Regions from separate parts of the Homo sapiens genome. Here all the other regions are linked to region 1. A link is a contact called in ENCODE Hi-C data. All regions are on one chromosome and are shown on one strand. Each heading gives the region's core, a stretch centred on a gene start or an enhancer-like site at or near the end of the contact. The rest is flanking DNA. Distances are from core to core; before and after follow the strand shown. Region 1 holds the start of ZNF45 (zinc finger protein 45). Region 2 holds the start of ZNF565 (zinc finger protein 565). Region 3 holds the start of ZNF566 (zinc finger protein 566). Region 4 holds the start of ZNF260 (zinc finger protein 260). Region 5 holds the start of ZNF529-AS1 (ZNF529 antisense RNA 1). Region 6 holds the start of ZNF461 (zinc finger protein 461). Region 7 holds the start of ZNF567-DT (ZNF567 divergent transcript).

Region 1 (4,342 bases), core at 749-3,248:
AGATTGCACAATTGCACTCCAGCCTGGATGACAAGAGCAAAACTCTTAAAAAAAAAAAAAAGTGTCAGACTCTTAGTTGATTCTCTCCTGGATCAGAAAAAATGGCCTGGAAAAAGGAAAGGAGATTCTCTACAGAATGTAGATTTTTCTCCACAAAGGACAACTTTGCAGGGCTATTTCATGATAGGGCAATGAAACATATTTGGGGTTGAAGTATTTTGATTTCCTTTCTTATCCGTCATGAGGTGTTATGACAGGTTGGAAAGTAAGTCACATTATATAGGGTTAAATTAAAACCCCTCTCATGAGACTTTATGGTTTGGAGGGCTTGACTCCCCAGACCCTTAGATAGGAATTTGAGTAAGAAAAGAAAAAACGGCAGAGTTCAGTCTTCACCCTGGTCTCCCATTTAGCCAGCTCTACGTGTATTAAACTCTTTCTCTATTGCAATTCCTGTCTTGATAAATTGGCTCTCTCTGGGCAGTGGGCAAGATGAGTCCATTGGGTGATTACATTTCTCTCTTCCTCTTACTAAAGTAGAGAGAGTACTTATCCAGATTTTGAAATGGCATTGATGCAGGGCAGTTTCTTGGCTTTGCTCAGGAAAGAATTCAACAGCAAGCCAGCAGCGGAAGAAAGCAGGTTTATCGAATCAACAGTGTTAAAAGCTCAGTGACTGTTCCTTGCAGACCAAGACTAGCCCACAGGCAGTGTGCCCAGAGTAGCAGCATATGGGCTGTTGGCTGGGTATATTTATACCAACTTTTCATTACATGCAAATTAAGGGGTGAGTTACTCGGAAATCTCTAGAAAAGGGGTTGGTAACTTCCAGGTGTTGCCATGGCATTTATAAACCGTCACGGCGCTGGTGGGAGTGTCTTATACTGATAGGTAGCAAAGGGAACTTACAGGTTGCTTTCCATCACTTGCTGGTTTCAGCAGGTTTCTTATCTGATCTTGGAATCACGCCCTGCTGGTCTCCTGCCTCAGCCTAAATTGAACATTGTTCAGATGTTTACAGCTACTCCTATGTAGTCAACTTCCATTTTTTCTTCTTTACCCTTTCATAATAAACTTGGAAAAATATTTAGTTTCTACCTAGGAGAAAAGTGAATAGTATAGCTTTCTGTATTTTTTGCACTTCATGTCTTAATCCCTCACTTCACCTCCCTCTCCTTACTGAATATTCATAGACACTTTGGCAAATCATAAGACACCTTTACAGATTCCTGATTCTGAGAGCAAGAAGTGATGTGATTCCTTAATCTGAACTGAATGTTTTCAAGATTTTATATAGGATAGAGCCTATTCAATACTATAATACTTTCTTCAGTATCCTGCGAATGAAAGAAAACTAAGCGCAAGAAAAGTGGAGAATTTTGCTGCTTTTGTTTCATGTCCTGCTGGATGATTGCATCTCCTTTTTTGAGCATTTTTAATCACAGATGAATCCATACCCATATTATAAAAGGCTTGTTGCTCTGGGCGGCTCTGGCCACCTCTTTTATTACCTCTGTTTTTAGCTCACACATAGCATTCCTTTGTATTTTCCTTTTTTTTTTTCATATTCGCAACTTCTGTCACGTATAAAAGGGAACAATGGCAAAAGGAAAAAGCAGGCTGAGCTCTACAAGCAATGACTTAGACTCCCCCCGCTAATTCAAAAGGAAAATTGCAGGCTGGCGGGAAGCTCAGCCCTACAGAGGATTCTGGGACGTGTGGTCCAGACTTTTGGGGGCACTTCAGCTCTGGGAAAGCGCGGCTTTGTTATTTGCTCCCCTGGGGAAATAGGAACCTATACCCCAGTGCTCAGTGGGTTCGGTGGTACTTCGACTATTTGAGGACGAGAACACGAAGCCCGCTCCCCTTGGGGATTCTGAGAAATAAGATTCGGCCGTGGGAGTCGAAGCCCGCACTTCCGCCCAGGGGGCGGGGCAGCGGCTTCCGTTCCTCCCGGGGATGCTGGGAAATGTAGTTCCAGAGCTCCCTGCTCTCCCGGGCACTTCCGCGGCAAGAGGTTGAGAGCGCGGCCTTCATTCCTCTCGTGGAAGTGAGTGAGTCCTGGGACCCCGCGACCTGTTTTAACTTTTATGGTTTGGTCGTAGGATCAGCAGGGCTCGCACTTCGGTCAGCAGGAAAAGACGCTGCGGCGAGCAGCGGAGGGCGGAGTTGAATGGCTGGGCAGCTGATTGCCTTACTGTATCCGGAGCTGCTGCGTTCGGGGCGGTTCGGGAGTCCCCTGGTTGGAAGTGGACCTGAATGGGGAGGCGTCTGAGGATCTCCTGGGCTCTCAGCGGCCCGACCCGCCTTCCCCCACCTCCCACAGCTCTGTAGCTTCCTAGCGGTGTAACGTTGGGTGAGAACTTAATCTTTCGGTGCTTAGTTTCTGGTCTTAGTTTCCTCTTCTGCAAAAGGAAATATTAACCTTATATATTTGTTTTGACAATTAGTAATATAGTACAAGTAAAATGTGTATGGAATAGTACAGGAATGTGGCAACATGTCGGCCGTTAATATTAAAACTATCATAATAAAAAATATTCATTTTTCAGCAAGCGCCTGGCTCTTCTTTCTGATTCCTGCAGGAAAGGAGGCTGTTCTTGGACTATGCCTGACCCGTTTTTTAAGAAAGAGTGCATCACTCAACAGGTGGCGTCTGGAGTTATCCTCTGTGGATTTTCCAGGATCTCAGACAAGATCGTGCAATCTCCCAGCCTCCTTTCCTTCCCCTGCCCTGACTTCTGAAAGAATGCTGCGGGAGAGGAGGAAGGAGAGCATCCTGGCTTCTGGCAGCAGAGCCCCACTGTGACAGGACCTAGCATTCACCTTCCTCTTCTGTTCCGAGTGCGAGAAGGTATTTCATTCCTTGCAAATGTTTCTGCTACAGAAGTGTTCCGTTATTGTATAATTGGAGAAAATGTGACATGAATATTAGTCACACTAGTTAAACATTGGGTGCTGAGTATCACTCTGAGGGCTTTATAAAAACTAACACACTGAACCTTCACAAAGGCCTTGTGTTGTGGGTTCTGTTCACCTTACAAAGGTGATGTGGGTATTGTGATATGGGTACTGTTATTACACCAATTATACAGATGAGGAAATGGAGAGAGCCTAATTTACTTTCCTATATCACAGTGCTAGTAAGAACAGTGGGATTTGTGTCCTAGACTTGGGTTCCTTACATCTGAATACCCTTGGTCTCACAGTTTGAAATCCCAATTTAGAATTAGGAAATAAAATAGATAAATGATCCATATAAATAATCATAGGAAACTGGCTGCAGAGGAGCCATTTGAGATCAAGTTGGGGAGGGAGGTTGGAATTTTACTGTAGAAGATTTTGAAAGCAAGGTTGAGTTTAGACTTTAGAAAATTTTGAAAGAATTCTCATTTAATTTTAAGCAATATTAGTAGTTCATATTTTGATCATAGAGATGCACGTTCTCTGTACAGGATGTAGAAAATACAGAAATATAAAATATTACAAATTTCCTTAATACTAGGATATAGATAATTATTAACATTTTAATGCATTTCTGTTTAGCAGTTTTTAATGTGTTTTTGTCTGTGTTTTATGAAATTGTTATCACACTATTCATAGTGGGTTGTTATTCCCTTATTTTTTACTATGGAAATATCCAAACATACCCAAATATAATGAACTCTTATGTACAGTCACCCTGCTTCCATTCTTGCTAATCTTATTGCCTCTCCCACCAACTTTTTTTCCCTTGAGTATTTTAAAACAAACCCAGATGATGAGTCAGTAAGGCTTAAAAACTAATAATTATCATTAATTGTGTTTTTTGTTTTTTGTTTTTTTTGAGATGGAATCTTGCTCTGTTGCCCAGGCTGGAGTGCAGTGGTACGATCTCAGCTCACTGCAACCTCTGCCTCCTGGGTTCAAGCAATTCTCCTGCCTCTGGCTTTACAGGTGCCCGTCACCACGCCCTGCTAATTTTTGTGTTTATAGTAAAGACTGGGTTTCTCCATGTTGGCCAGGCTGGTCTCAAACTCGACCTCAAGTGATCCGCCCACCTCAGCCTCCCAAAGTATTGGGATTCCAGGTGTGAGCCACCATGCTAGGCCTCACTAATCGTTTATATATGAAGGCCAAGGGAGGGGCAATTATATTCATTTGCCAGGGCTGCCATAAGAAAATACTACAAATTGGCTGGATTATACAGAAATGTATTTGTTACAGTTCTGGAGGCTAAAAGTCCAAAATCAAGGTGTCACCAGTTTTGGTGGCTTGTAAGGCCTCTCCCCTCTGTGTGCGTGAGCTCCCTTGCTGTAAGTCAACTTCATCACCTCTTTAAAGGCCCTATTTCCAAAGACAG
Region 2 (4,342 bases), core at 991-3,490, 7.7 Mb after region 1:
TCTAACTCCTGGACTCTAGCCATCCTCCTGCCTTGGCTCACAGGTGTGAGCCACCAAGCCCGGCCTGAGGCTTTATATTTAAAATGTGTTGGGTCCCCATCTCCCCACACCTCAACGCCTTTTCTTTCTCAGTCTGTACTGGCTCTTGCAGCTTGTCTCTTTCCATAGTAAGTCTAGGATCAGTTCCCCTAGTTCCAAAAGAGAAAAGCCTGTCCATACTTTTATTAGGATCACATTATTACTATTATTGAGACGGAATCTCGCTCTTGTCCAGGCTGGAGTGCAGTGGCGAGATCTGGGCTCACTGCAACCTCCGCCTCCCAGGTTCAAGCGATTTTCCTGCCTCAGCCTCCGCGGTAGCTCAGATTACAGGCGCCCGCCACCACGCCCGGCTAATTTTTGTATTTTTTTATTTTATTTTTTTTTAGTAGAGACAGGGTTTCACCATGTTGGCCAGGCTCCTCTCGAACTCCTGATCTCAGGTAATCCACCCATCTCGGCCTCCCAAAGTGCTAGGATTACAGGCATGAGCCACCGCACCCGACCAAGATCACAGTAAATTAATACATTCACTTAAGTTTGCGCACACTTCTTAATGTCACATGGTATATTTATTTGTTCACATTTGTTATGCCCCTTAGTAGTATTTTAAAGTTCTTTCCTAATAGTTCTGAACCTTTAAGTTTCTTCCACAATACTTTATCTTTTTACTGCTATTGTAAATATTAGTTTTCTTCAACTATGTATTCTAACTGATATTTGTAAATTAGAAGGCTATTTATTTATAGATATTAACTTGGTACCCAATTACTTTATTTAACTTTTTGTAATTTAAAACTATGTCAATGACGACAGCGGGGGCGGGGTGATTTCCTTAGAAAACGCATCTTTGGAGACGTCAGTAGCATTCTCCATTACTTCACAAAATCCATACAACCTGAGAACGCCTCGACTCATTAAGGAATTAAGACACCTAGGATTTAGTCCAGACTCATAGATAAACACTGCAACAATTAAGCTTTCTTCAAAAAATGAGGATAACTGTGCCTAACCTAAAACCGTTGACTCCCTCATCCTGGGCGCCGTTATATGGGATTGCTTCTCAAAGCGTACAATGCTGTTTAGTCTAGGGCTTTGCTTAACAGCCCTATTTAAGTACCCCAAAGATGGGGATTTGAATAGTCTGAAGTAGGCACCCCGAAACTAAAGTTCCTTCGAAACACTCTCGTTTAATTAAAAAAAAAAGTCACGGTGATTTGCATGCCACTCCAATTAAAAAGAAATGCTTTTATATAAAAACTCGTTTTAAAATTATTCACCACTTAGCTTTTCCACCCCTTCAATTTTCAAGTAAAAAAGACGCTCCAGGAAGATGGCACCGTTATAATTATCAGCACTTTCGACAAGGGAAGTGCAGCTCAAACGTTATACCTCAATGCTGGTCTCCTACATCTCCCTCTTAGGCACAATCACACACAATCCCGCACCCAGTTTCACATTCACTCAACAATCCCAAACATCAGGTCAAACTTTGAGGACAAACTCGGTCACACTCGCTCAAACCCGCCTCAGAGGCCCCCATCTCCGCCCCGCACGTAGGCCAGAAGCTCTTACACCCACTCCCTGCCCTCGCGCCGCGCCCCTAAAGATCAGGAATCCTCCCCTTTAACCTCCCCGGTCCGACCGACCCGAGACGCCCAGATCCCACCTCCTACTTTCGCGCCACGTGGACCCAGGGGCCGTACTGACCCGCGGACAAAGACCAAAATGTCCACTCGGTGCGCTGCGCTTGCGCACTCGGAGAGCGAGGAAGCACTCCCAGAAGTCTCCGCGACGCGGCCCGCCTCGGTCACCGCGGCCAGGCCCAGGCTGGTACTGAATTACCTTCTATTACCAGCAACGTCGCTTCTCAGGCCTTGGACTACATTTCCCTTGAGGCTTTACTGGTCGACTCTCTGTCTCCTCCCCTCCCCCCGCGAACTTGGCCGCCTCCTTCTGTGACGATGGAGCTCTTGAGGTAAGTAGTCCTTTAGCGTCAGATGACTTCAAGCTTGCTGGAAGGTCTGGAGTGGCGACGCCCTCTCCGAAGACTCGTGGGCGCAAAAATGTCAAAACGAGCCAGGCCCCGACTCAGAGATAAGAGAACGCCATTCTGTCCGTGGCCGATCTAGCTCTGGACTACAATTCCCAGAGCCCACAGCGGCCTGACGTTACGTCGTTCTTGACGTCGTGGCGAGCTAGTTAGCTCCGCAAGGACCCGGACGCGACCAGGGGAGGCAGAAGGTGAGGGGTCTGGGAGTCCTGGGCGGGGCCGGGGCGTGTCCGGAGCCTCGAATCTGTGCGCGCAGGCGGGAGCTGGCTGCGGATGCGCCGTTCTGAATGTGTCTTTGTGGCTGTGTGGCTGGGTGTGGGTGTCTGCAACTGTGCACGTGTAACCGCCTGTCTCCAGGGTGTCTGGTGGTTTTTGTGTAACCATGTGTGATAGAGAGTATCGGGGTGCAGGGTCCTTGTGACCGGGGGTGATACTGCGTGTGTCCCCGTTGTATATGTGGCCTGTTCGCCCTGTTCCTGGGGTGTGAGTACAGTTGTGACTGTGTGACCACTGCGGGTGTGCGGTTGTGATTCATGTCTCCAAGGTGTGTGCGTGGTTTTGGTTGTGTGACACTGTGGCCGTGTGCAATTGCCTGTGCCTGTGACTGTGTGGTGACGCCGCTTGTGTATTCCTGTATCCCTTGGTGTGTGTGTTTGTGTGTATGTGTGTGGTGCTGTGTATGCGGGAGTGGGGTGCCACTGCTTGTGTGGGTTGCTTGTGTGAGTGTGACTGTGTGTATGTCCACAGTGAAAGTTCAGTTGTGACTGGGTGCCGTAAAGTACCAGTGATGGCGTGTGTCCCCTGAGTGGGTGTGTGACTGTGACTATATGAGGCATTTGTGGGTGTTGGTGTGTGGGGCTTGTGACTATACGGGAGTAACTGTATCACAGTGGAGAGTAGATTGTGTGACTGGGTGTGTCTTAGCGGGTGTGTGATTGTGACTGGAAAGATATTGTGACTGGAAAGGTATAGAGGTGTCTGTGATTGTGTCCTGTGTCTCAGGAGTGGATGTAGGGCCGGGTGTGGTGGCTCACATCAGCCCTTTGGGAGGCCGAGGTGGGAGGATCACTTGAGCCCAGGAGTTCGAGACCAGCCTGGCCTGTACAAAAAAAAAAAAAAAAAATTAATGGCTGGCACGGTGGCTCACACCTGTAATCCCAGCACTTTGGGAGGCCGAGGCGGGTGGATCACCTGAGGTCAGGAGTTCTAGACCAGCCTGGCCAACACGATAAAACCCTGTCTCTACTAAAAATACAAAAATTAGCTGGGCGTGGTGGCAGGTGCCTGTAATCCCAGCTGCTCAGGGGGCTGAGGCAGGAGAATCGCTTGAACCCAGGAGGCAGAGGTTGCAGTGAGCCGAGATCGCGCCATCGCACTCCAGCCTGGGGGACAAGAGCGAGACTTCGTCTCAAAAACAAACAAACAAAAAATTAAAAATTATCTGAGTGTGGTGGCCCACACCTGTGGTCCCAGCTACCCGGGAAGCTGAGGTGGGAGGATCTCGAGCTTGAGAGGTCAAGGCTGCAGTGAGCCGTGTTTGAACCACTGCATTCCAGTCTAGGTGACAGAGCGAGACCCTGTCTCAAAAAAATAAAAGAGTGGATGTGTGGTTATGTTTGTGTGACACTGACTGTATGTGCAGCACCAAGTGTGCCAGTGACTCTAGTGCTTGACCCATGCAGAACCTTTGAAGTTAGGACAGATTCTGGCCCTGGACAGGAGTGACCTCAGCCTTCTGAGTGACACTGGATTTAGGCAGATGCCTGGTGTTCTGTGACCACACTTCCCTATATGGTAGGTAAGGAGGATGGTGGTTCAAAAATGACCTGGTTGTTCATGATTCCTTGCTCTTAACCCTTCTCCAAGAAAGGTGCCAAGTTCAAGTACATCAGGTTTTATTCTTATTTCTCTGAAATCCTTCTTGTTTTTCAGGACATGCTTTTCTTTCCTTCTTCTGAAACTTCAGAACCACCCCACCACCACCCTCACCCCTACCAAAGTAACCTGGTCTCCAGTATTTGCCATAGGAGTAATTTACTGCGTGCCTTGGAGATGGACTGAAAGGCCTATATCCTCCCTGCTCCCTGCATACCTAATGTTCTTTTAAATTTTTTTCTTTACTTTTCATTTTGAATTTAAGACTTTAAAATGTAGCAACAATAGAATTCCCATTTGCTCTTTTTTTTTTTTTGAGACGGAGTCCTGCTCTGTCACCCATGCTGGAGTGCAGTGCTGTGATCTCAGCTCACT
Region 3 (4,342 bases), core at 997-3,496, 7.4 Mb after region 1:
ATTTTTCTTAGTACAGAACAAAATGAAAAGACTCCCATATCTACGTCTTTCTACACAGACACGGCAACCATCCGATTTCTCAATCTTTTCCCCACCTTTCCCGCCTTTCTATTCCACAACACCGCCATTGTCATCATGGCCCGTTCTCAATGAGCTGTTGGGTACACCTCCCAGATGGGGTCGTGGCCAGGCAGAGGGGCTCCTCACTTCCCAGTAGGGGCGGCCGGGCAGAGGCGCCCCTCACCTCCCGGACGGAGAGGCTGGCCGGGCGGGGGGCTGACCCCCCCCCACCTCCCTCCCGGACGGGGCGGCTGGCCGGGCAGAGGGGCTCCTCAATTCCCAGTAGGGGTGGCCAGGCAGAGGCGCCCCTCGCCTCCCGGACGGGGCGGCTGGCCGGGCGGGGGACTGACCCCCCCACCTCCCTCCCGAACGGGGCGGCTGGCCGGGCGGGGGGCTGACCCCCCCACCTCCCTCCCGGACGGGGCGGCTGGCCTGGCGGGGGTGACCCCCACCTCCCTCCCGGATGGGGTGGCTGCCGGGCGGAGACGCTCCTCACTTCCCAGACGGGGTGGCTGCCGGACGGAGGGGCTCCTCACTTCTCAGACGGGGCGGCTGCCGGGCGGAGGGGCTCCTCACTTCTCAGACGGGGCGGTTGCCAGGCAGAGGGTCTCACTTCTCAGACGGGGCGGCCGGGCAGAGACGCTCCTCACCTCCCAGACGGGGTCGCGGCCAGGCAGAGGCGTTCCTCACATCCCAGACGGGGCGGCGGGGCAGAGGCGCTCCCCACATCCCAGACGATGGGCGGCCTGGCAGAGACGCTCCTCACTTTCCAGACTGGGCAGCCAGGCAGAGGGGCTCCTCACATCCCAGACGATGGGCGGCCAGGCAGAGAAGCTCCTCACTTCCCAGATGGGGTGGCGGCGGGGCAGAGGCTGCAATCTCGGCTCTTTGGGGGGCCAAAGCAGGCGGCTGGGAGGAGGTTGTAGCGAGCCGAGATCACGCCACTGCACTCCAGCCTGGGCACCATTGAGCACTGAGTGAACAAGACTCCGTCTGCAATCCCGGCACCTCGGGAGGCCGAGGCTGGCGGACCACTCGCGGTTAGGAGCTGGAGACCAGCCCGGCCAACACAGCGAAACCCTGTGTTTGGTGGAGACCAAAAAAATACGAAAACCAGTCAGGCGTGGCGGCGCGCGCCTGCAATCGCAGGCACTCGGCAGGCTGAGGCAGGAGAATCAGGCAGGGAGGTTGCAGTGAGCCGAGAGGGCAGCAGTACAGTCCAGCTTTGGCTCGGCATCAGAGGGAGACCGTGGAAAGAGAGGGAGAGGGAGACCGTGGGGAGAGCATATATCCTTATTATTAAACTATGCATGACTGTGTATACAATACCTTTATAGGTCAAAAGCAGTCAAATACTGGCCATGAGATACACTTAGTCCAAGTACACAAATAATTGCAGAAGGAGAAAGTGAAACTCCTCTTACTTCCTGCCCCACTCATTTATCACAAAGCACACAGAAGTCAGAATAACACCTGCCCTTTGCAATTTCAGACTCCTCTCTTTCTGCCTCTCCAAACCTGTCCCACGTTTGGCGATTCCTTTCCCTTCGACCTCCCCCCATCAGGTCGCAGGTTCCTGGTCTACACCCCTTCTGCGTCCCCAACCACTTCTGAGTCTCACAACCTCTGGTCCCATAACCCCTCTGCACTAAGGAGCAATAAACAAAATTCACGCCCGAACAAAGAGGCCAAAACAGCAACCCAGGATGTTTGCGCCTGCGCACTCTGGGCGCACAGTACTCAGGCCGGCAGCCCAGCACCGGCTTATCTGTGAGAGCAATTAAGATGACTTTCGGAGGGTCCAACCGCCTTCCCAGCTCCGAACTACATCTCCCAGAAGGCTCAGTTGTGCGATTATCTTTCCATGCAGACTTGTCCTCTTTCTGAGGCTGTCCAGCGCCTGGGGGCAGTAGGACGGGTCCGGGAACTAAGCCCATCTCAAACACGTCGGAGTGGCTTTCTTTGGGGGCCAAGGCCCGAGCCTGAGGCGGGACTCCATGAGGCCTCTGGGGCGCGAGCGGTTTGACTAGGGGGGGCGATCCTTTCGGCGGGGCTGACGCAAGGCGCGGACAGGAATTCTGACGATCGGGAACCATCTTGTCCGGCCTTGATACGTCTCTGACTACGCTTCCCAGAGGTCTCCTCGGCAAGACTGTACTTCTCGCGGTAATTCAGCTTCCAACTCACGCGCTGGCGGGACCCTCAGGGCTTTACCAGCAACTACCCCAGTGCCGGGGAGGGTTCTGCTGCTTCGAAAGCTGGTAAGGCCTGAGGTGAGAAACCCGGGAGAGGGCGGGGCCGGGGGCCAAGCCTCGGCTTTGTGCGGCGGTGGAGGTGAGATTGAAAGCGTGCGCTTGCGTCTGTGTGGAGGTGTGTGGTGAATGATCGCGCGATTGTGACAGGCTGCCCTTGTGATGAGTGTGTTTCCAACGCTCACACCGTGTGCAGCACGGCCTCGGAGACTGTGGCTGCTGGTGTGTGTGTGAGAGGGAGCAGGACCACGTGCGGCATTGTGTGTGCGGCTGTGGGGAGCTTGTGCCTGGTTGAGTGTTACTGCGTTTGTCCCCGTAGTGGTGTGCGACTATATGCTGTGTGACTGTGTGCGGCAGAGTTCAGGTGGGGATACCTGCGAGTAACTGCATGTTTCTATCTGTGTGTGTGGCTGTGGTTAATGTGTGATCGTGACTGTGACCCGGTACAGGTGTGCGCCGACTGTGACAATGTGGTTGTGACTGTGACTGCCTCCTCGGTAAGCGTGCACTTGTGCTTATGTGACCGATAGAGGCCCTGCGTGTGCGACCCTGTTGCTTTGGGCGTGGATTGTCTGTAGCTGAATGTCCCCATGGTGGGAGTGTGATCAGGTTTGTGTGGCAGGGTAAGTCACACAGTGTGAGGTTTTATCACTTACGTATACTTCTCTAGGCATTATACTCCAGTTTTTCCCCGTTTTAAAACTTTATATGAATGTTGTCATACTGTCTTTGGTTTATTTTTACAATTCTGTGAATCATCCCTATTAGATAAAATCGCGGTTAATTCAATTTCTTTGCTATATTCTCCCTTCTGAAGTATACCACAATTATTCATCCTTTCTAGTAATGATGCCCTATTAGTTATTTATAGCTTTTCATTTTATAAACAACACAGCCACATTCTTTCACATGGGGTACACATGCTTGAGTTTATTTACCAGCAGAATTGCCGGTTCATATATCTTCCACTTTACTAAACAGTGTCAAAATATATACCCGAGTGGCTGCACAAATTTGTACTTGAACAGCAATGTTTGAAATATCTTATTGCTCCATATCCCTACCAAAGCATAGTTCCAAGAGTTAAAAAAATTTTTGTAGGCCAAGTGTGGAGGCTCATGCGTGTAATCCCAGCACTTTGCCAGGCCAAGGTGAGAGGATCACTTGAGGCCAGGAGCTGGAGACCAGCCTGGGCAACATAGTGAGACCCTAACTCTACCATAAATACATACATACATAAAAAATTAGCCGGGCATGGTGGCTGGCACCTATAAGTCCTAGCTACTCAGGAGGTTGAGATGAGAGGATCGCTTGAGCCCAGTGCTTTGCAGCTGCAGGAAGCCATGATCATACCACTGCCCTTCAGCCTGGGCAACAGAGCAGGAGGCTGTCAATAGATACATAGAGCCTATATAAAGTGTGCAAATCTTAAGTGTACAGCTGTGTAACACTCTTAGATCTATACAAAGAACTTTGCCAGGACCTGAGATGCTTCCCTCATACCACTTCTCAGTAATTTCTCCCCCACACAATCTATTCAGAATTCTATCATTAACTAGTTTTACCCATTCTTTTTTTTTTTTTTTTTTTTTTTTTTGAGACAGAGTCTTGCTCTTGTCACCCAGGCTGGAGTGCAGTGATGCAATCTTGGCTCACTGCAACCTCCGCCTCCTGGGTTCAAACGATTCTCCTGCCTCAGCCTCCTGAGTAGCTGGGATTACAGGCACCCATCACACCCGGCTAATTTTTGTATTTTTAGTAGAGACAGGGTTTCCCCATGTTGGCAAAGCTAGTCCTGACCTCAGGTGATCCGCCCACCTTGGCCTCCCAAAGTGCTGGGATTACAGGCATGAGCCAGTGCATCTGGCTGTCTTACACATTCTTGAACTTCATGTATATATGCAATTATGCAGCATGTACTGTTTTATGCCAGGCTTCTTTTGTTATATATTATGTTTGTGAAATTCATTCATGTTGTTCAGTGTAATTGTACTTAGCTCTCACTATACTGGGGATATATTGTAGTATAT
Region 4 (4,342 bases), core at 1,147-3,646, 7.4 Mb after region 1:
TAGGCAGGCAGATCACCTGAGGTCAGGAGTTCGAGACCAGCCTGGCCAACATGGTGGAAACCTCATCTCTACTAAAAACACAAAAATTAGCCGGGCATGGTGGCAGTCGCCTGTAATCCCAGCTACTCAGGAGCCTGAGGCAGGAGAACCGCTTGAACCCGGGAGGTGAAGGTTGCAGTGAGCTGAGATCACGCTACTGCACTCCAACTTGGGTGACTGAGTGAAGACTCCATTTCAAAAAAAAAAAAACTGTCTGAGAAGCCCAATCTAAGAACTTTAACTTACATCAACAGGAGAAGCTAGAACACGTAGAGTTTGGGTTTTTTGTTTGTTTTCTGTTTGTTTTTCTTTAAGCAGAGCAAACAAGATCAGGACTTTTATAGCAATAAAGAAGGGAATGGATATTGGGTTAGCCACATATGTGGCAAAACAATTAACAGTATCTACAATTTAATATATTCTCAAATAGCTTTCAATTATGTAGGAAGTTAAAATATCACTTAAAACATGAGATACATTTCAATATGTGCATATACAAATATGTGTATGTATATTTATGTATATGCATATATATCTACATATGTATATAGGTAAAACCAAACTAAGCATACATGATAAACTGAACCATTTGCTATATTAATAAGACAAAATTAGGAAGATTTTTCCAAAGAGTAACAGAAGATTCCAGGTTACTTGATAAGTCCTTTTAGGCATTTGCTAAGAAAAAAAAAATCAGCCGGGCGCAGTGGCTCATGCCTGTAATCCCAGCACTTTGGGAGGCCGAGGTGGACGGTTCACAAGGTTAGGAGTTCAAGACAAGCCAGGCCAACATAGTGAAGCCCCGTCTCTACTAAAAATACAACAACAAAAAAATTACCCGGGCGTGGTGGCCGGCACCTGTAATCCTAGCTACTCGGTAGGCTGAGGAAGGAGAATCGCTTGAACCTGGGAGGCGGAGGTTGCAGTGAGCCGAGATCGCGCCACTGCACACCAGCCCGGGCGACAGTGCGAGACTCCATCTCAAAAAAAAAAAAAATCAGGTCCTGGAAAAATAAAGCATTTCAGGAACAAAGAGAAAACTTCAAGGCACCTTAAACATGGCTTTTAGATATCACAACCGTTATTTCCTCTCCTCTGGGGAACCTCTCTTGGAGGACAGAAATGAGAAGGGAGACAATACACCTCCCCTAGGGCCCAAATGACAAGGCCAGAGCTTACTCTGCGTTCCCCTCCCCCGCCATGGGAGGGCTATCAGAGGAAACTGGGGCTTCCAACTCAAAACTCAGTGTCATAGAAAAATCCCCTTTACTATCACGGGGCCGAGCTGTCTTCTGCTCTCACATATGACTATGTGTGACATTTGGTCAAAGACACACAAACACAGTCTCAACTCCACGCACACCCAATGCTTCACAGTCACACACCCACCACTGTACACAAAGTCACAAGCACCCACCCTCCATACTCCCACACAAGGACACAGAGTCACAACTACATAAGTACAAAGCTCCCTATATCTGCACACAAACGAACATATGGTCACAGAGTTACAATCACACACCCACCGCGGGCACACAGTCACAGCTAACCCACACCCTCACACAGCGTTACACAGTCACACAATAACAGTCCTAACACAGGGACTCACGGGACACCCGCAGAGTCCTCCCCACATCCGTACACAAGGTGTCACACACAATCACAATCACACACACACTGTGCTAGGACATACATTCACAAAAACACAATTTCACAACCGCCCTTCTCGGCGCGTTCCGCCTGAACAGACTTAATACTCAGTCTCAACCTCCGCACCGGATTCCAGACGCTTCACCTCCAACCTCCTCCTGATCCTGTAGTCTCCGAGCCGACCCGCTCAGAGGCCAGCACCTGGGTCGCGTGCAGCTCTCCCCCGAGCCGCGGGAGTCGCGAGGGGAGGGGCCGAGGGCGCGGCGCCTTCTGGGAAATGTAGTTCAGCGCCACGCCCGCGATGAGCAAGATGGCGCCCGGCTTGAGCCCAGCCAAAGGGATTACCCTCATTCCCGAACCGTGTCTGAGAGTCTCCTGGGGTTCCTGGCTTAGTATCGCACCGTGGCTGTTACATAAAGTCAGCACAGCGTGTTTAAGCTGATGTTACACCACTACCCAATCCCAGGGATAGAGTAAACTAAGACTAAGGCCTTACACCCCTGCCCCGGCCAGGGAGACAGTCCCACAAGCTCTGGCGGAGGAAAAGTTCGCGCGAAAAGCTGACTCAAACCGCTGAACCTTCTGGGAAATGTAGTCTACCCTCAAAAGAGTGGCACGGAGGACGGGCCAAGATCTCTCGATTCCGTCCGGTTCTGAGTCGGGGCCTGGCCCAGCCCAGGAGACCTCTGGGAGCGCTGCCCGCGGAAGGAGTGCGCAGGCGCGGAATCTCCGACTTGCCATGGTCGTCTTTGTCTGCCGGTGAGTTGGGTTTCGGCCCTGTGGGACTTGGGTTTCTGGACACTGAAACGGGCCAGGGACGCTGGAGGGGAGGATTTGCAGTGCCTGCGACGGGGCTGGGAGTATGGAGGGGAGGAATCGCCTTCTATGATGTGCGGTGATCCGAGCTTGTGTGGCTGGGGGCAGGGGTACAGTTCGGGTGGGTTCGCGGGTGGGTGACCGAGAGTGTGAGGGGGTGTTGAGGGTGCAGAGTTAGTGAGAAACTGGTTCCAAGTTTGTGAGGATGGACGGATGGCTTTGTGAGGTAGTAACCTCTAAGCCTCACTTTTCTCATTTCTAAAATAATAAAGATGCGTTTTCTGGAAAATAGGAAACGGAAAAGGCTAAGGAATTGAGCGGATAAGTAATTTTAAAGGTGATTTTTTATATAAAAGCAGACCTATTGTGGAGTAGAAAACAAAATCAGCATTACCTTTCCATTATTTTTTTAAAGAGGCAAGATTTCGGAAAAACTTGTTACTGGGTGCCTGTACACCCAGTAGGCATTGACTTTTCTTAATACTTTGGAGAAACTTTGGTGCAGTTGCTTGGAGAAACCCTGAACTAAGGAATATCTTTAAGAGGTAGTTTCCAATAGCGCAGACGGCACAGAATTTGGAAGCTACTTGTCCTGCCTTTAGCGCAGAGGTCAAGAAACTCCCTAGTTCGTCAGTGAGGGCAGCAATCTCACTCCTAATTTAATCAGGGTTTCCCCAGCCTTTTGTAAATATAGGGGAAATTCTTTTCTTGTGTATACAAAGATAGAAGTATCCTATCTTCAAGTATCTTGTCACACTTATTCTTAACATATCAACATATTCAAGTATCTTGTCACACTTATTCTTAACATATTTTTCAATAAAATAAAAAAGTAACAGGGTTAATAGTTTTGAAATATACAGAAAAAGTAAAAGATACAAAGAAGACAGGACTTAGTTTCTGCTTTTCCCCTAACTATTGGTGTTTCTAAGTTTCTGGCCTTGATCATCTAAGTACTCCTATCAGCAACAACATTACACTGCCATCCATGGCTTCATCTAATACAGATGACTAATAAATGTCTGTTTCTGCTGGAGGCTTGTCCTGAGCTCCTAATCCATATTATCTAATTGCCCAATGTGCAGTCCACCTGGAAGTTACAGGGAACTTCAAGCTCTTTATGTCTAAAGGGCTCCTTCTTCCTGCAGTCTGCCTCCATCTATTTCCCCTCTGTACCTGTTTCAGCAATTTATAGCACTGTCTAGCCAGGTTCTAAGGCACTTACATCTTAGAGAAGGCTTCTAAGTAAGTTTGATCCTTTGATTTGTTATATCCCATTACAAATTGTAAACCAAGGTTTCTCAGCACACATAATCATAAATGTATATGTTTGCTGAATCAGTGAATGAACAGTCAGCCCTCTGTGTCTGTAGGCTCTGCTTCCACGGATTCAACAAACATGAATCATAACTGTTGTTAAGCTTGCGATGGTTGTATCTGTACGTGTACAGATTTTTTTTTCTTGTCATGATTCCCTAAACAATACAGTATAACAACTATTTACCAGACATTTACGTTGTATTACGTATGATAAGTAATCTGGAGATAATTTTAAAGTATATGGGAGGATGTGCATAGGTTATATGTAAATATACTTCCATTCACTTTATTTTTATTTTTTTGAGATGGAGTCTCACTCTGTCACCCAGACTGGAGTGCAGTGGTGCAATCTCGGCTCACTGCCACCTCTGCCTCCTGGGTTCAAGCGATTCTCCTGCCTCAGCCTCCCAAGTAGCTGAGGTACAGGTGTGTGCCACCATGCCCAGCTAATTTTTTTATTTTTAGTAGAGACAGGGTTTCACCATCTTGGCCAGCCTGGTCTCGAACTCCTGACCTC
Region 5 (4,342 bases), core at 528-3,027, 7.4 Mb after region 1:
AGACACATTCAGTTTCCTGTGATCTTACCTACTCCACAAAGCCACAATCCTATGGATCCTACATGACATTCACAACCCTGTTGAGCCCATCTTATAATTCCATACAAACATAGCAAAGCAAACTCAGAAACTACTTACTCCAGTTACACAATCTCACACACACAAATCACAACTAATCATTCTAAAAGGCTTATCAGCTTCTTGGAAAGTTAAATGTAAACTTACCAATTACCCAGCAACTTTTCTTCTAAATATTTGCCCAGGAGAAATGGAAACGTGCCAGCTTTATTCGTAATGTATAAAACCTGTAAATATGCCAAATGTTCAACAACAGAAAAATGACTACACAAATTGTGGTATATTTGCACAATGGAGTGCTGTTCAGAAAAAGAAAAATGAACTACACATGAAATCTCACACACATTAGGGTAAACTAAAGGAGAAATATGGAATTCCGGAACTGACAGTTACAGTGACACAAATCAGAACTATGGCTGTCTCTGCTTTGAAACTGACTGGAAAGGACACCAGCAAACTCCGGTGGTGCTGGTGTTGTAAACCAAAAATAAAATCCTAAGCACACCCAGACCATCTTGAATGGACCCCTCCTCTTGGCCAGGGCATTCCTAACCTGAAAAACTAGTAAAGCCATGATGGAAAGGCGGGGGTGGGCGGGTCGGACATGCTTCATTATACCCTCCTCCATTTTGGAATTACTGATAGAAAAGACCCCAAGTCTGAAAAGAAACATTTACAATCTATTCTCTGTGAAGCGTGCTACCTGGAGACATTCCTAAGTCTTACGTCAATAACTCTTTCAACCCATTGCCAATCAAATAATCTTTGAATCTACCTATGACCTGGAAGGCCAGCCACCTTCCAGCTGTCCCGCCTTTCCGGAGGGAATCAATGTACATTTTACATGTATTTGATTGGTGTCTCATGTTTCCCTAAAAGGTATAAAACCACATATATCCCGTCCACCCTGGGCACAGGTTCTCAAGATCTCCTGAGGGCTGGGCCACCGGCCATTGGTCACTCATATTTAGCTCAGAATAAGTCTCTTCAAATACTTTAGAGTCTGAGTCTTTTCGTCAACAGTGTAAAACACGCCCTAAGGCAGACACACACACACTGAACCGCCGCTACCTGCCAGATTCCATCTGGGGCCTTTCTCATGGTGCAAAACGGACAAAAACTCCAAGTCACCCTCAGGTTTACGACCACGGGTCACATCCTGAGGCCCCCACACTTAGAAGCCAGAGTGGAGCAAAACCTCGCCCGACTCAGGCTCCGAGTTCTCCCCTCGACCCTCCCCAGCCTAAAGGCTGTACCCGCTTCAGGCCTTCCCAGCCCGGCCCTCCAGTTCCTTCTTCGGCCTCCCTCAGCCTGGGGTCCGGGTTTCCTCCTCGGCTGAGCAGCCGGGTCCGCGACTCCCTTCACCCTCCCCGGCCCGGGCTTCCGGTTCTTTCCAGAGGTGAGGCAGGGGCCACCTAGAATTCCGCGGCCCCCCACCTCCCCCAAGACCACCCTCGCCCCAGCTTCCTGTTCCCCATTCTGTCCTCCCAACCTGGGTTCCCGATTACTGCCTCGACTTCACCTTGCCGTCAGGGACCACCAGCCGCCTCTTCCGCGCCTAGGGGACGCGCAGCGGCAGCCTCTGCTGATGGCAAGGGTCTGCGCACCCGGAAACTCCAGGGTCTGGGGCGTGGTGCGGCCCCTGCGGCCAGCGGGCTCCGCTTGAGCTTCAGGGCTCTTTCGTTGTTGGACTACGTTTCCCACAGGCCTCAGGGCCGCGGATGAACTTCGACCTTTGCTTCCTTTTCCGGTGTTGTGGTTATTGAGTTAAGCCTGGCGAGTCGAGGTGACCCGGGCCGGGCTGCGGGAGGAGCTCGCGGTGAGGTGGCCCCGCGCTGCCGGGCGAGGTCGGTCCACGTGGAGCCGGGAGCCTGAGGCCTCTGTACGCGGGAGCTGCGGACGATGGTGGTTAGTGCTATTGTTTACGACGTCATTGTGGTGTGTGTGTGTGAGAGACGGAGACCCTAGTGTGTGCCGTGGGTGCTGTTTGATCGGACTCAGGACGGTGAGTAGGGGCGGGGTCTATCGTGTGACCCTGGTCTACGGTGACGTGATCGTGTGACAGCACTGTTGTGACCAACTATAAGTGTGAACGGGGTAGAAGTGTTTTTTTGTTTTTTTTTGTTTGTTTGTTTGTTCGTTTTTTTCCGTGAGCCTGTAGGAGTTTGTTTTGGGTAAAGCGTCATTTTTCCGACTCTGTGATGTCTGTGATGGAATCTCTTCGTGAGGTCTTATACACACACACACACGCATATAGATAGATTACATAGATGATATATAGAAGATAGATAAATGATAGATAATAGATAGATAGATAGATAGATAGATAAGATAGATAAATGAAGTTTCCTGGGAAGACGTGAAGGGGAGGGCATAGGTGTAGTATTCATTCCTGGGATAACTCCCCTTGCATGAGTTTGGAGGCCATTTATACATTAAAGAACTACAGTATTTCCTGAGCTGTGTTCCCTAGAAACTGCTAGGCATTGGTCGTACCTTTTTCTCGGATGTGGGGAGGAGTCGACAGTATTCTAGTTTCCCTCTTCGATCTGGGTGTGTTTGTTGTGTGTGATGGGCTTTTCTGGTGGTGAACACTGTGTTCTTATTTAACCAGTCCAGGATGTCATGAGTCCTTTCTCCCTCTTGGTTATGTAGTTCTGCAAGTGAAGGCCCCCTGAAGTGGAAGACAGCATTGGTACTAATGGCCAACTCAAGGTTAGTTTTTTTTTTTGTTCATTTACCTGGTCCCTTGGTTTTCTCTTCCCAATTAACAACAGGACCGTAGAGATGGGTCCCCTTGTCCTCCATTGCCTTTCCAAATGCCCATTTCCCTTTCATTGAATATTCACATATGCATTAGGTAAATCATTCAATTCTCCCATGTGCTTCTTTTTTTCCAAAGGATTTTTATGGTATAGAAATACAACTCCTGGAGGAGAAGTTAAAACTTTTTTTTAGAATGTAATTTGTTAAGGAGGAGACGAGTGATTAAGTAGAATGGCACACTAGATACCTTTGATCTTATTTACAGACTTGATTTGCAAACAAAGCAAGATAGGAGATGGTAGGTATTAATCAGTAAGTGACAAAGTTGGCTTTGGAGACATTTAGGAGTGGGAATATGATAGGAGTTTTATGCAGAGAGGCTATGTCAACAAGGGCAGGGAGTTTTTCCAGAACATTCATGAGGGGATTTAAGTGGTGACAACCAAATCTTCTTTGAGATTTGGCAGTGTGACATTGGTGTAGATTGTGAGAGGCAGCCTGATACAGTGGTGTCTGAGTCTAAAGCAGCACAGTCTAATGCAAATATAATATAAAGCCACTTAGGTAATTTAAAAATTTCCATTAGACACTTTTTTTTTTTTTTTTGAGACAGAGTTTCACTGTTATTGCCCAGGCTGGAGCGCAATGGTGCGATCTCAGTTCACTGCAACCTCTGCCTCCCAGGTTCAAGTGAGTCTCCTGCCTCAGCCTCCCAAGTAGCTGGGATTACAGGCGCCCGCCACCATGCCCGGCTAATTTTTGAATTTTTAGTAGAGAAGGGGTTTCATCATGTTGGCTGGGCTGGTATCGAACTCCTGACCTCAGGTGATCCACCCACCTCATCCTCCCAAAGTGCTGGGATTACAGGCGTGAGCCACTGCGCCCGGCTTTAAACACATTTTAAAAAGAAAAAGAAACAGCTGAAGTTAATTTTGGTAATGTATTTTATTTAAACCAATATATCCAAAATATTATTTCAACATGTAATGATATGAATACACTGAAATACTTTACACTCATATCTTTATACCAAGTTTTCAAAATCTGGTATATGTTTTATTGTTATTGCATGTCTCAATTTGGATGCTAAATTTTCAGTGTTTAGGGTGAATTATAGTCCTACCAAAACAATAAAGTTGTGTTTAATAGAAAAACATTTATATTGCTTTTGTATTTAAATGTAAGTTAATTAAAATTAAAGGTAATCCTGTGTTAATTAGCTTAGGAAAAGTGAAAAAAATTTAAAATTCAGTTATATGTTCACACTGCATTTCAAAGGGGTTAATAGTTACTCATTTTTCCGCTTTACAGTTTCTTGTTGTAGAATGTAAACAATAATTATATCAGTGCTTTAGGGTCTTTATGAGGCCTGGATACATTAATATGGACATAAACCTAGAGAATTTAATAAAGGCCTGGCACTTTAAGTCCTTATCTGCAAGGGAAGAAAAAAAGCTGGTTTGTGAAGATTCTTAGTATTCCCCATACATTTTCTGTA
Region 6 (4,342 bases), core at 613-3,112, 7.3 Mb after region 1:
GTCCCTTCTGGCAGATAACATGTGCCAGCTTCCACTCCTCTAAGTCGGCTCTGGACTCTCACACACAAACATACACAGTCACCTCACACCGCTCCTATGCATACATCTAAGGTTCAGGACGCCCTGGTCCAGAGATCTGTCATTCATCCATCTCAGACCTTCCTGGTCGCAACCAGCTTCTTCCCTTCTCAGGGGCCGCCACAGTCACACTAGTCCTCTAATCATGGGTGGACCCAGCGCAAAAAGCCTCACACAGAATGTCACAAGATCCCTGTGCACGTGGCTGCGCTCCTGCAAACGTGGCAATCACACGGGTCCAGGTGGCCTCTCACATTTAAGCCACATCACGTATCACCCCCACAGGGGCCACTGCGGGAGTGGCGGCGCTCGCCGCATGAGCCCCACGCGGGCATATAGAACAGCCATTCTCAAAAAGCCTCAAAACCGTTTCACCACCCAGCGCGGTGGCTCACACCTGTCATCCAATACTTTGGCCACTGAGACGGGAGGATCGCTTGAGCCCAGGAGTTCGAGACCACCAGCCTGGGCAACATAGCGAGACCCTGTCTTTACCAAAAAAATAAAAATAAAATAAATCGTTTTGGCCTGACCCGGTGGCTCACGCCTGCTATCCCAGCACTTTGGGAGGTGGATGCGGGAGGAGCTGAGGAGGTGGAGACTGCAGTGAGCTAGGATCGCGCCACCGCAGTCAGCCTGGGCAACAGGGCATGAAGACCCTGTCTCAAAAAGAGGCCGGGCGCGGTGGCTCACGCCTGTAATCCAGCACTTTGGGAGGCCGAGGCGGGCGAATCACGAGGTCAGGAGATCGAGACCATCCTGGCTAACACGATGAAACCCCGTCTCTACTAAAAATACAAAAAATTAGCCGGGCGAGGTGGCGGGCGCCTGTAGTCCCAGCTACTCGGGAGGCTGAGGCAGGAGAATGGCGTGAACCCGGGAGGCGGAGCTTGCAGTGAGCCGAGATTGCGCCACTGCACTCCAGCCTGGGCGACAGCGAGACTCCGTCTCAAAAAAAAAAAAAGAAAAAAAAAAAGTTGAGTGAAATATATGACGTACAGTTTTTTGTTGTTGTTGTTGTTTGTTTTTTCTTGCCCGGGCAACAGGGCAAGAAGACTCTGTCTCTAAATAAATAAATAAATGGAGTCAAATATATGACATACAGTTTTGTTTGTTTGTTTGAGAAGGAGTTGCTCTGTCGCCCAGGCTGGAGTGCAATGGCGCGACCTCGGCTCACCGCAACCTCTGCCTCCCGGGTTCAAGCGATTCTCCTGCCTCAGCCTCCCGAGTAGCTGGGATTACAGGCATGCGCCATCACGCCCGGCTAATTTTGTATTTTTAGTAGAGACGGGGTTTCTCCATGTTGGTCAGGCTGGTCTCGGTGATCCGCCCGCCTTGGCGTGAGCCACCGCGCCCGGCCAAAAAAAAAATTTTTTTTTAAATCGTTTCACATACAAATCTCACGCGCTACACCCTCACCGTCAGTTCATATCCACCTTCTCCTCCGGAGTCACCTTCGGACACGCGCACAACAAAACACCTTTCTCACCACAACTCCACAAAGGGAAGCCGGGTTAGTCCGCGCCCGCCGAAAATTATCTTCAGCCACAGCCCGCGGAGGCCGCCTTGAGGGGTTCGGGGCAGCCACTGTGCCTATTCCGAAATCCGTCCTCAGCGGAACCCGAAGTCCAGAATCCGAAAACGAACATTAACAGGTTGGCGTCACTCCAGCCTCGGGTGAAACTGCGCAAGTGCATCCCGGAGCCCGGCGGAACACACCCGCTCCACCCCAGGCGCTCTCCCCTCGGACTGCATTTCCCAGAGGACACTGCTGTCCACAGCTACTTCCGGTAGGAGCCTCGCAGGAATGGTCTCCGGGTAGAGGCAGGTAAGGATGTCCCGGGCCGGTGGAGAAGGAAGAGCTGGGCGTGTGGCTTCGCTTGGAATCCGAATCAGAGCTTGGACCAGAGCCTTCCCTGAGAATGCTGAAGGTAAGAAATCCTGGCTCACCAGTGCCGCGGAAGGGAATGTCTATAGTTTTAGGCCTCTGAGTGCGGGATCAGCCCTTAGGTGGGTGTGTTTTGAATGCGTGAGGAAGTAGGGTTTCTCTTTGGGCTGTGTGTTACTGTTGGGACAGCGACCTGGTGCGTGGGTGTGCTTTAGTGACAGTGTGATTGTGTGCCTGATCATTTGTGTAAATGGGGTTTGTAGGTGACTGTGACCATGATTGTGAATGGCTATTTGTGTAAATCTCATTTATTTACGTGAAAGAAAAAGCACATTTACAGGCCGGGAGCGGTGGCTCACCCCTGTAATCCCAGCATTTTGGGAGCCCGAAGCGGGTGGATGCCCTGATGTCGGGAGTTCGATACCAGCCTGGCCAACGTGGAGAAACCCCACCTCTACTAAAAATACAAAATTAGCCGGGTATGGTGGTGCATGTCTGTAATTCCAGCTCCTTGGGAGGCTGAGGCAGGAGAATCGCTTGAACCCGGGAGGCGGAGGTTGCTGTGAGCCGAGATCGCGCCATTGCACTCCAACCTGGGCAACAAGAGTGAAACGAAACTGTCTCAAAAAAAAAAAAACAAAAAAACATTCACGTTATCCTCAGGCTCACACGATCAGGCAGAGAGCTTCCACTCCTCTCAGTCAACTCTGGTCTCTCACACACAGACACACGCACATTCACCTCACCCCGCTCCTGTGCACACATCTAAGGCTCAGGACGCCCCACTCCAGAGATCTGTCATTCATCCATCTCTCATCCTTTCCTGACTACTTGAGGAGTTAGCTGTAGATTTACACACACAACACAAGCGAAAATCACATTGCTACCCCGCATTTATCATTACAGCCTCAGAAAAACACCACATATGTAGTATGCTTATGTACCTATGTGTTTGATTTTTTTTTTCTGAGATTTGGCCACAATACACATTGTTCTGCAACTTCCTTTTTTTTTTTTTTTTTTTGAGACGAAGTTTCTCTCTTTCACCGTGGCTGGAGTGCGGTGGCGCGATCTCGGCTCACTGCAACCTCCGCCTTCGGGTTTTAAGCAGTTCTCCTGCCTCAGCCTCACGAGTAGCTGGGATTACAGGCATCCGCCACCACACCCAGCTAATTTTTGTATTTTTAGTAGAGACGGGATTTCACCATGTTGGCCAGGCTGGTCTTGAGCCCCTGACCTCGTGATCCGCCCGCATCTGCCTCCCAAAGTGTTGGGATTACAGGCGTGAGCCACCGCGCCCGGCCTCTGCAACTTCTTACTAAAAGATATTTATGTCCTTTTGTCTGTATTCAAAGACAAACTTAAGAATATTTTTCAGGATGTTTCCAGGTATGATTCTTCTTTAATTCTTACAGCACTGTACTTCAAACTAAAGACTCAAGAATTTATTTTGGTCTGCAAATTTTTGTTCTATTTATTTTTTCTCTTCCATCTGTGTTGTTTCAGCCTCTATTTTTGAAATTTCTGTTACACATACACTGGGTCTTTTGGGTCTGTTTTCTGTTTCCCTAATCTTTTCTCATAATGTTCATTACCTTTTCTTTTTCCTCTTAATTCAGTGAAAATCTACCCAGTGCAGTTCTCAGCACCCTGATCCTGGCTTCGATTTCATCATAGTATTGGGACAATGGGCTGGCCTAACTATCCCTTCTGCTGAAGGGCATGATCCTTGCTTTTCTTGAGTCTATCCTGCTGTAGCTGAGTTTCCTCATGGTTTTGAGTAAAGCTAGGATTTGTCCAAATTCCCACTAATAATTTATGTATGTATGTATCAGGTCTGGGAATAGGAGATATGAAGGGGGAAGAAAAATGTCATTCTGAATTAACATTTTGGGAGCTTAGAGGCAATAATCTCCTGTCTTTTTTTTAACTCCCCTCTCTCCCAGCAACACCTTCTTTGGATTGAGTTTCTTCCAGAGGGAACGAAGAAGAGGATTAAATAATACATTCAATTCTAAAATAAGACATGGCCCATGTAAGTTGGTTTTTTCTTGCTCCTAATTACAATACTTGATTTTTTGTTTGTTTGTTTTTGTTTTTTTTGTATAGGGCATGTGACTATTTGCTTTTTTTTTTTTTGAGACATAGCCTCGCTGTCTCCCAGGTGGGAAGGTTAGAGTGCAGTGGTGCGAACTTGGCTCACTGCAGCCTCCACCTCCCAGGTTCAGGCGATTCTCCCACTTCAGCCTCCCAAGTAGCTGGGACAACAGGCACGTGCCACCACACCCAGCTAATTTTTGTACTCTAAGTAGATACGGGGTTTTGCCAAGTTGGCCAGGCTGGTCTCAAACTCCTGGCCTCAAGTGATCTGCCCAT
Region 7 (4,342 bases), core at 1,339-3,838, 7.2 Mb after region 1:
AATTCTAAGAGAACTTCATTCAAGAACAGGATCTTATAGAGCTGTTGAGTGTAAAATTTTGCTATCATTAAACTCCTCCTTTAAAGACAGTGGAGAGGCTGAGAGAGGAGCATGTATTTTTAAGAGACTGTTATTTTTAGAACAGTGTTTTTCCAGGGGGAAAAACGTGAGTGATTCTCCCTTTTTTACAACACACAAGGGGTCCCTCAGACCCTGAGGCCACCAGGAACCAAAGTGGTGAGAGAATTCTTGGCAAAAATTTTACATATTTCTAAGATTTGGGAGGGCAAAGTGACTGAGGTGGCTAATTCTCACCTTAGCACTAGGTGAAGACCCCATGGGTGGAGGCTGTCTGGGTTGTCTTGGGTCCTATCAAAGAGGAATGACTGGACAAACCCACCCACCAGAGTCGGTGGGCCACTGAATGCCCAGAGGAAGCACTGGGGCAGCAGCTGGAGAAGAGGCTATGCCCATGAGAAGGGAAGTGTATCTGGAGGTTCCAAGCAGCAGGTTCTCTTGGAAGGTAAGAGATGACTTACACTAAATTATAGTGGTATCAGTCATGTTAGCCTCTTCTTGTCTCTGACTTCTGTCTTCTCATTCCTTTCCCAGCTCCCAATCCATGAGAGCTAAAGACTGCCTATAGGGAGTAAAGAGGAGACAAAATAAAGGTTGGGGAATTAGAGAAGAAACTAATCATGTATCCTTTCACATTTCAGGCTTCCAGCAGAAGAAATTCATCCAGCAAAAAAAAAAATAAATACACACACACACACACACACACACACACACACACACACTCTCAAATAGGAATTTTGAGAGTGGCAGTTATGAGATAAAGTTTTTTTCTGTGTGGTCCCAGTGGTATTCTATTCATTTAAGCATATCAGTCATCAGTCAATACCAGGTTTCCCAATAAATGATCTTTTTTGGAAGGGAAGGGACGGAGTCTCGTTCTGTCGCCCAGGCTGGAGTGCAGTGGCGCGATCTTGGCTCACTGCAACTTCCACCTCCGAGTTCAAGCGATTCCCCTGCCTCAGCTCCCGAGTAGCTGGGGCTACAGGCATGCGCCATCATGCCCAGCTAATTTTTATATTTTTTAGTAGAGACGGGGTTTCACCATGCTGGTCAAACTCCTGACCTCAGGTGATCTGTCCGCCCCAGCCTCCCAAAGTGCTGGGATTGCAGGCGTGAGCCACCGCGCATGGGCCCAATCTTTTTTTTTTTTTTGAGACGGAGTCTTGCTCTGCCACCCAGGCTGGATTGCAGTGGCACGATCTCGGCTCACTGCAAGCTCCGCCTCCCGGGTTCACGCCATTCTCCTGACTCAGCCTCCCAAGTAGCTGGGACTACAGGCGCCCGCCACCACGCCCGGTTAATTTTTTGTATTTTTAGTAGAGACGGGGTTTCACCATGTTAACCAGGATGTTCTCGATCTCCTGACGTCGTGATCGGCCCGCCTCAGCCTTCCAAAGTGCTGGGATTACAGGCGTGAGCCACCGCGCCCGGCCCGCATGGGCCCAATCTTACCCTCTGAAAATTATTTTGCCTCTTCCTCTCCATTAAAAAAAAAAAATCACTACTTATTTTACTTGTCTAATTACCAGAGTCAAATTCTACAGGCATATATAAAATGCCCAATACTCATAAATCAATCTAAACAATGCATACTTTAGTCAACACTCGGTTTCTCAAGCACTCCACCTAAGTCACACAGTGTGCCACATTCACAGTCATCATAGGTCGTGTACACCAAATACTTTTAAAATTAGGCATATTCATAGCTGTATCACCCACTACATAGTCATAATCCCATAGGCCCCCACGTCGTGCACAATTTCACAGAACTTCTACAAAAAGTAACAACCTTTCACTCACAATGCCCTCACTGTCGCCTCTCCAGAGTCGGACACAGGCTCAAACACAAATCGACTCGCATCTAATTTAAATTAAAACTTAAGACACGCAGGGACCCTATCACTTTCATAAACAACCGGTTCCACAACGTCACACAGAATAACACATTCCCCTACCACAACACACAGGACAGGTACGAAAAGCCACACACACACACACGGAGCGCCTGTTGTGTGCCAGGCCGTGCTCCAGGAGCCAGGGGACGAAAATCAGACGAAATTCCTGCCACTGGGGAGCTCACCCCCCGCCTCGGGCAACCGGTTCCCTTCTTCAGGTGCTCCCGGGCCCGCGCTCTGGTTCCTGCTTCCCTCCCAGCCTTCTCTGAGGCCCGGACTCGCACTTTCCTCCAGCCAACTCCTCGTCCCAGGTTGCTCCTCTTCCCTTCTTGCTTTCCCCAGCCCAGGCTCCCGCCTCCCTCCTCAGCCTTCCTTACGGGTCACACCGTCACCCGCCTTCTCCGCGCCCGCGGGACCCACCAGCCTCACCTTCGGTTGCCGGCCGGGCGTCTGCGCATGCGCACTCCCACGCGGACGATGCCTCCCAGGTGTCTCCGCGGCGCGTTCCTGCTGTCCACCGGCTACGCGCGCCTTCTCCACATCCGGGCGTTTCCGGCCTTGGACTACATTTCCCACAGGCGCCCGGGCGGTTTTCGAACTTTGATCTCTGGTTCCCCTTCCAAATTCTCATAGTGCGTGGCTGGGATGAGGGCGGCGCTCACGGTGAGGAAGCCCCGAGCTCCCGGGACGCAGACAGGGTGTGCAGGGCCGTAGCTCGGGCCTGTGTATGCACCTGTGCGTGTGTGTTTGATGCCAGGACAAGGCGGCGGTGTGCGCGGCGAGGAGGCTGCGACAGGTGCGTGATTGTGTTCCTGTCCCTGCTCGGATGCGGGACCTTTGGGTGGCCGTGGTCGGCTGTCGGGTGTGTGACACTGTAGGGTTTGAGACCTTCCATCATGACAGTGCTGCTGTGGCCGTGTGATGGAAGAGCCTTTTAGGTCTGTGGTGTTGTGTGTGTAACGGGTAAAGCTTCATTTCTGCAGTGCTGTGTTTAATGTTGGGACTGAGGGGTCTGTCGAAGATCTCCCCAATGTGCCTGTGAGGACTATGATCCATGCCTATGTTAAGCAGAGTCATCTTGCAATGAAGCATGGCCCGCGTTGTCTTCTCAGGGCACACCTGTCCCCAGTTCTCAGCCTGGTGTTTGACACAGGGGATCCTGGCGGAGTGCCCACCTAAGCGGCAGTTTTAGACTCGATTGTTTCTTGGGCTCTGCATCTCTGAGTTCCCAGCTTCCTTTTTTCTCCCGCTTTATAGCTGTATAGACCCCAGCTGCAGTGAAATGGCCATCAAAAAGGGAAGGGATAATCGAGTGGTGGAATAAAATCTGCAAACAGAAAAAGGACAGACCTGTTTTCGGAACGAGGCTTTTCGAGTTGTAAGTGTCCCTTAAGCAGAGTTCTGGGAAGACGTCGTGGGGAGAACCTAGGAGTAGGATTCCTTCCTCAGAGGCTCTCCCTTGGGAACTCTCAGAGGTCAGGTTCCATGTGATCCACATCATTCCCAGAGCTGTCTCCGCAGGAGACTTAACGTGAATTTTGAGAAAGTCCCCAGTCCTGGATATCAGTGACCCTGGCCTTTCCCTTGAATACTAAGAAGGGTTAGCAGTACTCCCATCTCCCTTTTACTTCCATCTGAGTATGTTTATGGTAGATGATGAGAGCTCGTGTGGTGGCAATAATTTTTTCCAATTTAGCCAATCTGGGTTCCAAGAAAGGTCTGATGTCTCATGATTCCTTACCCCTTCTCCCTTGCCTTGAGGTTCTCTAAGAGCCCTGAGGAAAGGGAACCATTGCTGAGCATATCTGAAAACCAAGGTCAAGGAAGTTTTGTTGTATTTTCTATTTTTGTTCTCTTTGATTTTGTTTTTCAGCAAGGGAGTATTTTTTCTCCTCCTGAAATGCTAGTCAGTGGTTAGGTTACTATTAGGCAGGGCCTTGTGAGGTGCTTTGACCAATAGAATGTGGTGGAAGTGATATTGTGAGACTTCTGAGACAAAGCTTCAGGAAGTCTTGCAGCTTTTTCTCTTCCCCTTTTCCTGCCCTGAGACCACCATGACTGAAGGCTAAGAGCAACTTGCTTGCGCATTAAAGATCACTTGGAGAGAGAGGTCCAGTGAGCAACAACGGCCAGAAATTTCAGGGAGACCATCTTGAACCATCCAGCCTCCACCAGGCCAACAGCTGACAGCTGTCACATGAATATGATCAGCAGAAGAACCACTCAGGCAAGCCAAGCCCAAATTGCCAAGCCCCCCAAATAATAAGCTAATTGTTTTTTGTTTTAAGCCATAAACTTTTGAGGTGGTTATATAGCAATAAATAACTGAAACAGGTGTTTAACTTTCTAGACTTTTTAAATGACCATAT

Evidence for each region. Hi-C counts contacts between places; a loop is a spot of excess contacts on that map. Pooled maps may share reads with other maps.
Region 2: a loop to region 1 is called in a pooled map, with 8 times the contacts of the local background. The contact joins the promoter of ZNF565 here to the promoter of ZNF45 in region 1. A Hi-C loop is called at or near these places in 4 of 50 pooled maps.
Region 3: a loop to region 1 is called in a pooled map, with 10 times the contacts of the local background. The contact joins the promoter of ZNF566 here to the promoter of ZNF45 in region 1. A Hi-C loop is called at or near these places in 5 of 50 pooled maps.
Region 4: a pooled map shows a loop between it and region 1 (14-fold over the local background). The contact joins the promoter of ZNF260 here to the promoter of ZNF45 in region 1. A Hi-C loop is called at or near these places in 5 of 50 pooled maps.
Region 5: a loop to region 1 is called in a pooled map, with 8 times the contacts of the local background. The contact joins the promoter of ZNF529-AS1 here to the promoter of ZNF45 in region 1. A Hi-C loop is called at or near these places in 3 of 50 pooled maps.
Region 6: a pooled map shows a loop between it and region 1 (17-fold over the local background). The contact joins the promoter of ZNF461 here to the promoter of ZNF45 in region 1. A Hi-C loop is called at or near these places in 6 of 50 pooled maps.
Region 7: a loop to region 1 is called in a pooled map, with 17 times the contacts of the local background. The contact joins the promoter of ZNF567-DT here to the promoter of ZNF45 in region 1. A Hi-C loop is called at or near these places in 7 of 50 pooled maps.

The regions. Positions count from the first base shown.
Region 1 is chr19:43,932,938-43,937,279 of GRCh38, reverse strand. It overlaps ZNF45 (zinc finger protein 45), which reads left to right and starts at 1,998. Exons shown (of 10, transcript NM_003425.4): 1 at 1,998-2,356; 2 at 2,586-2,854. ZNF45-AS1 (ZNF45 antisense RNA 1) reads right to left here. Exons shown (of 3, transcript NR_184050.1): 3 at 1,466-4,342.
Region 2 is chr19:36,212,563-36,216,904 of GRCh38, reverse strand. It overlaps ZNF565 (zinc finger protein 565), which reads left to right and starts at 2,240. Exons shown (of 5, transcript NM_152477.5): 1 at 2,240-2,283. ZNF146 (zinc finger protein 146) reads right to left here and starts at 1,799. Exons shown (of 4, transcript NM_007145.3): 1 at 1,709-1,799. RefSeq lists enhancers at 1,556-1,745, 1,856-2,285.
Region 3 is chr19:36,487,465-36,491,806 of GRCh38, reverse strand. ZNF566 (zinc finger protein 566) reads left to right here and starts at 2,246. Exons shown (of 5, transcript NM_001145344.1): 1 at 2,246-2,321. It overlaps ZNF566-AS1 (ZNF566 antisense RNA 1), which reads right to left and starts at 2,180. Exons shown (of 1, transcript NR_036504.1): 1 at 767-2,180. RefSeq lists enhancers at 1,377-2,262, 1,757-2,316, 2,877-2,956, 2,263-3,150.
Region 4 is chr19:36,526,325-36,530,666 of GRCh38, reverse strand. ZNF260 (zinc finger protein 260) reads left to right here and starts at 2,396. Exons shown (of 3, transcript NM_001166037.2): 1 at 2,396-2,448. RefSeq lists enhancers at 1,669-1,868, 1,680-2,388, 2,019-2,648, 2,389-3,099.
Region 5 is chr19:36,570,784-36,575,125 of GRCh38, reverse strand. It overlaps ZNF529-AS1 (ZNF529 antisense RNA 1), which reads right to left and starts at 1,777. Exons shown (of 5, transcript NR_173348.1): 1 at 1,571-1,777; 2 at 226-305. It overlaps ZNF529 (zinc finger protein 529), which reads left to right and starts at 1,834. Exons shown (of 5, transcript NM_020951.5): 1 at 1,834-1,986; 2 at 2,734-2,793. The coding sequence starts at 2,780. RefSeq lists an enhancer at 1,688-1,777.
Region 6 is chr19:36,664,357-36,668,698 of GRCh38, reverse strand. ZNF461 (zinc finger protein 461) reads left to right here and starts at 1,862. Exons shown (of 6, transcript NM_153257.5): 1 at 1,862-2,009; 2 at 3,913-4,001. The coding sequence starts at 3,993. It also overlaps a transcript of ZNF567 not described here. RefSeq lists an enhancer at 1,556-1,685.
Region 7 is chr19:36,685,695-36,690,036 of GRCh38, reverse strand. It overlaps ZNF567-DT (ZNF567 divergent transcript), which reads left to right and starts at 2,588. Exons shown (of 4, transcript NR_110708.1): 1 at 2,588-2,769; 2 at 3,231-3,351; 3 at 4,022-4,200. It overlaps ZNF567 (zinc finger protein 567), which reads right to left and starts at 2,425. Exons shown (of 6, transcript NM_001322917.1): 1 at 2,403-2,425; 2 at 540-640. RefSeq lists enhancers at 1,369-2,008, 2,569-2,618 and a silencer at 2,309-2,368.